Regions from separate parts of the Homo sapiens genome. Here region 2 is linked to region 1. Evidence: read pairs that join two places in POLR2A ChIA-PET (ENCODE). Cell type or tissue: HepG2. All regions are shown on one strand. Each heading gives the region's core, and the rest is flanking DNA. Links, peaks and the distances in the headings are about the cores only.

Region 1 (2,803 bases), core at 149-2,648:
AAAACAAAACTACCTAATTTAAAAGCGTTGCGATGGGTCTTCCAGAGTTTTTATCTTACACATAGCTGTTCTAGGGCTTCCCACCAACATTTATTTCCAAACCAAGGACTTGTTTATCTCATCCTTCATACTTTTGCATTTCAGTCCGAATTGGATACGGGTTTTTGTTGTCTTTGTTTTTGCAGTAGAAAAACTTCAGTTGGTAGGATGAAAAGGAGAACAAATCTTTATTCACTTTCAGTATAGTTCCATTAACAGTATTAATGTGCCATGTGTGAATATACCTGTCATGCAGACTGAGGCCCACAGACTAATAACATTTTGAGCAAGATAATTTTAAGTAAAAACTGAAGCTCTGAACTCAAACATTCTTTCAAATTTCTTTAAAATAATAATGATCACTTAGATGAGGTGCATCATTTATGTAACCCTGAAAAGCCTGGAATTGACTTACGAAAATGTCATAGGCCTGATTATTTTAAAGTTATCTTCGAGCTGATGCTGGTGTGAGCATGTTTGCTTTAGAACACATGGACTCTTAAGCTCATGATAGATAATTTCCTAGGTGAGCTAGTATACTGTTTCTTGAAATTAGTGGCCTTGATCAGCCCTTCTCTCTCCAAGCCTGTCCAATAAAGATAAGTTTACAGCCTTCTTTTTGAATAGACACATGTCCTCTGCTGAACTGAATTATCTAAATCAGTCCTATTTAGTCTCCTCCCCTTACAAGAAAGATCCTTATTTCAGACTGAAAGACTAGGTGATTTGGGCCATATTTTAGGTTTTATCATACTTACCCTTCATGTCATTTGTTAAGGTCAAGTTCAGCATTTGACTGTGGACATAATTTTTAGTAGGTGTTCCTTGGGAAGAGGCTTATTGGGAAGAGAAGTTTATTCCAATAGTCTCATAAAATCAGTGAATGCTTTGAGTTAATTTATCAGCAACCTGTGCTGAATAAGCAAGGTGCCATGTGTTAAATTAGGAAAGGTAACGTGCTGCTAGTGAAAACTGTGTCTTCTAAGTTGGCTTTAAAATAAATTGTTTACCAGATTAATGTTTCAATCAAAAATTACAATTCTCATTTTTAAGATGCAGCTTTATCCACATCTAAGTTTTCTCATCAGCCAAAAAAAAATTTAAATGGATGAATCTGTTTAGCTTATAATGCAGTGGAAATACATCTGGATTTTTATCTCTGGGCCCCCAGTGTTTGCCCTGTTGATGTGAGCAGAGATGATTTTCACCTGACATCTTTGTTGCCTGCTTGGAGAGTCCTTGCTCTTTCCATTGACTGAGTAGTTCTAGCTAGTTTCTTTTGTGTTCATTGTTCTGCCTTAAACAGGATCATAAAGCTTTCAAAAATTTTTTTTTCAGCTTGTTACCTCATGTGTCTGTGCTGGCCAAGAAGGAAGAGAAGAAAATAACTTTATCATTTGCATCACATGATTTTACAGCTTTGAAAACCCATTTGTCAGTGTGGTTACTGGGAGGATGATTGCAGCTATTGAGTGCTCTGAGAGTTACTTCTTTAATCTCTTCCCTCTTCTTTCCCCGTTTAAAAAAACAGTTAATTTTGCTGAGGGAGAAATTTTATTGTTTTTTTGGTATATGATTTCAAAGTTGAACCTTTAAATGATTTGTGAAAAGTTAAAAGTTCTTTGCCCCAAGTTCTTAGTAACTCTTCTAAAAAAAAATAGTATACCTTATTAAGAGGGTTTCCTGGCATGTTCTTTGGACTGTTACCAAGTCTTTGGCACACGAGGGTACTTCCTTGATCGTCTAGCCATTTCTGATTTTTGAACCTGAGACAGCCAACATTGAGTTGATCTCTAGATCAGCTTTACAGAATCTAACATAGTAACCTCGGTTTCACTTGTCCTGGGCACTCCTGGCTGCTGTTCCATTTTTGTCTTTTCCTTTTATATCTACTACACATTGTCTAAAGAGGGCTTATTCCCCTTCTCTTTCCTATCCACTGGTCACCTTACTCCAACATCAGTGGTTTTCAACCCTGGCTGCATTTTAGAATCACCTGGAGAGCTTTCAAAACCACCAGTGCCTAGGTACCATCCTAAGGCAGTTAGGTCAGAATCTCTAGGTATGGGGCCTGGGCATCTATGTTTTTTAAGCTTCCCACGTGGTGATAATGTATAGCCAGGATTGAGTGCCTCTATTTTAGAGACATTAGATTTTGGCTGTGGAAGTTATCAGCTATTTTAGTACTGACTTTTAGATGCATTTCAGCCCTCTCCTCCATAGGAAGCTCCACATGACAAGGAGTGCTGTAAAGTTGGGATTAAAGAGTAAGGTTGGCTTCTAAGGGCAAGAGCATTATTATCACTTAACAAACTGTGTTTAACTGGGGTCTCCTCTTCTTTAATATAAATGCATGTGATGTCTTTAGTTTCCAACTCCCACTCATTTTTCTAGTCTCTACTGGACCCTAGTTAAGTTATTTTGAAGTTTTCAGGAATTTTTAAGAAGAGATGGTGCTGTTTTAAGTCATTGCATAAGACTTGAAAACTGAGAGATATAAACTTACTGTTCTTTTGTGCAACCTAATCTGATATACCAGAAGATTCCACCATATCCTGATGTTTGAAGGTAATGGTTCTCCAAGTGGTCCCTAGCTCAGCAGCGTCAGCATCACATAGGAACTTTCAACATCACGTAGGAACATCACGCAGATTCTCAGGCTTACCCCACACAGACTAAATCAGAAACTCTTTAACAAGCCCTCCAGGTGATTCTACTGCAAGCTGAGGGTTCAGAACCACTCTTTTAAAGTCATTTGCTAAGT
Region 2 (2,803 bases), core at 102-2,601, 610 kb before region 1:
GGTCTTGGACTTCCCAGCCTCCAGAACTGTGAGAAATACATTTTGGTTCTTTATAAATTATTCGGTGTCCAGTATTTTGGTATAGCAGCACAGACAGACTAAGACGCCTACATATGTAAAGTGCTTTAATGAAAAAATAATGATTGACACTACACGTTATGCCATAAAATAGCACTTACTGAAATTTCCCACCCAGATCAAAATATAACTTGGGAGATTGGTCATAAATAAATAGAAGAATTCACTCTGGGAAATTTCAAAGGTATATATTTGAGTAAGAAGAAAGAAAACTCTCAGGATTAAAACAAGCTTCAGGGAAGATATCAATTATCTTGTGTCAATCATTTTGTTGAAAAACAAATACTGTGGGTCTTAAAGCTTATAAAATTAGAAGTCTCTGGCCCGGTGCGATGGCTCAGGCCTGTAATCCCAGCACTTTGGGAGGCCGAGGCGGGTGGATCACGAGGTCAGGAGATCGAGACCATCCTGGCTAACACGGTGAAACCCCTTCTCTACTAAAAATACAAAAAAAATTAGCCGGGCGTGGTGGCGGGCACCTATAGTCACAGCTACTCAGGAGGCCGAGGCAGGAGAATGGTGTGAACCTGGAACGCAGAACTTGCAGTGAGCTGAGATAGCACCACCGCAGTCTGGCCTGCACCAAAGCACGAGACTCCGTCTCAAAAAAAAAAAAAAAAAAAAAAAAAAGCCACTTCATAGTCAGAGCAGTGGCATGAGCAGTGGCATGGACTGCTTGACTGACTATACTTATGGTTATTTCTTGATTATATGCTAAACAAAGTGTGGCTTATTCAGAGTTTTTTGGGATTGGGGTGGGGAGTTCCTAGAACTGAAGGTTCCTCCCCTTTTTAGACCATATAGAGTAACGTCCTGACATTGCCATTTCATTTGTAAATGGTCATGGCACAGGTGGGAGTGTCTTAGCATGCTAATGTATTATAATTAGCATATAATGAGTAGTGAGGACAACCGTAGGTCACTTTCATTGCCATCTTGGTTTTGTTGGGTTTGGCAGGCTTCTTTACCGCTCCTGTTTTATTATAGGGGTCTTTATCACCTGTATCTTGTCGACCTATCGCATCCCATGACTAAGAATGCCTCATCTCCTAGGAATGCAGCCCAGCAGGTCTCAGCCTCATTTTACTCAGCCCCTGTTCAAGATGGAGTCGCTTTGGTTTGAATGCCTCTGACATATTGATACGTTTCTATTTGACTAAAGCTCAGTCAAGAGAATCAAACCCTTAGCTTATAATTTTAGTATGTGATAAGTGGAAGAATTTTCAGAGTAGTTTCTGACTCAGTACATTTCAAACAACGTTTCTCCTCCACAGCCTACATACTTCAGGTGCCAGGCCCCATGGGATATATTCATAATGTGAATCAAGATGTATCACACTTTCATGTTGAGACAGCCAGGTGGGAGGGGGTACCTGGCAAAACTCCAACCAGCCTGCGCTGGGAATGTGCACTGGGGTGGAGCTACAGAAGCCTGGCCCCTCCTCTTCCTGTGTGGAATCTGGGATTCTAACGGGAGGTGGGAAACGCACCAGCAGGGACTCTGGCTTTGTGGAGGATCCCTGTTCCCCCCTTTTTTTCCTTTCAACCAATAAAACCCTGCTTTACTCACCCTTCAAACGGCCTGCAAGCCTAAACTTCTGTGGCTGTGGGACAAGTACCCTGTCTTTAGCTTAAGGAAAAGTCCTGCAACAATGTTACAAAGCTAGTTCAGTTTGCCTTATGGGGAAAGGAGCATTCCTGGAAATGGCAACAACTATAAGTGAAAGTAACTGTAAACAACTTAAAGATAGCCCGGTAACTCCACAGGAATGTGTAGCTGGAGTCAGGATAGCATTCTCAGCTCTGAAGTCTAACACAAGATTAGCATAGACTTGGCCGGGTGCGGGGGCTCATGCCTGTAATCCCAACACTTTGGGAGGCCGAAGTGGGTGGATCACGAGGTCAGGGGTTCGAGAACAGCCTGGCTAATATGGTGAAACCCTGTCTCTATTAAAAATACAAAAATTAGCCGGGCGTGGTGGCGCACACCTGTAATGCCATCTACTCGGAGGGCTGAGGCAGGAGAATTGTTTGAACCCGGGAGGCAGAGGTTGCAGTGAGCCGAGATCACGCCACTGCATTCCAGCCTGGGTGACAGAGCATGAGTCCATCTAGAAAAAAAAGATTAGCACAGACTCATCAGAGTATCTGCCCTAAAGCTGTCTGATAACTAGCCAAGAAGTTTCAGCATCAACGAGCACTTCTAGTCCACCAAAAGCATATTGGTAACATTAATGTGTGAGCACATCCCTGCCAACACTGACAAATCAGATAGGGGGAGGGAAACTTTGAACTACAGATTGACTTGTTTCAGCCCTCATTTTAATTTCTGATTCACCGGACAAGCTGGCAAAAGACCATAGTGTTAAATAAATGAATAAACTTGCCCTACAGGTTAAGTTGTTGTCTTGCGTTCATGGCTAGTGAGACAATGGGCAGAACTATATGCCTACAACCTTTATGGCAACCAGTCCAGGGAGCCAACCCACAGCCTCCACAACAACTGGCCTAGAACATTAGGATGTGGTCAATGACTACCAGCTTCCCAATTTTTTGCCCCACTTCCAAATCAGGATCAACCAGCCAAACACACATAAACTAATCACATAGGATGCCTTGCTTCTAGTTAGCCTGCCTCCAATTTCCCCATGCCAACAACCTGCAATCTAAGCATACCTGAAACCTTCCCTTTTTTCCATTCCAAAGCTTCCCCACTCCCCTGCCT

Evidence for each region. ChIA-PET counts read pairs that join two places held together with the same protein. Peaks named below come from ENCODE experiments on the same cell type or tissue, not always from the same donor. Only the 100,000 strongest peaks of a DNase experiment are listed, where the experiment ranks them.
Region 2: POLR2A ChIA-PET joins it to region 1 with 6 read pairs; 3 of 35 experiments call an interaction of 5 or more read pairs at or near these places.

The regions. Positions count from the first base shown.
Region 1 is chr6:108,575,515-108,578,317 of GRCh38, forward strand. All of the region lies in intron 1 of FOXO3 (forkhead box O3), which reads left to right. Among named protein-coding and RNA genes, the nearest start is that of FOXO3, 16 kb to the left of the region's middle. In HepG2, for the core only: no CTCF peak of the experiment used is centred there; no DNase peak of the experiment used is centred there.
Region 2 is chr6:107,963,600-107,966,402 of GRCh38, forward strand. No RefSeq gene overlaps it. Among named protein-coding and RNA genes, the nearest start is that of SEC63, 6.8 kb to the left of the region's middle. In HepG2, for the core only: no CTCF peak of the experiment used is centred there; a DNase peak (open chromatin) is centred at 1,542; H3K4me3 peaks cover 536 bases.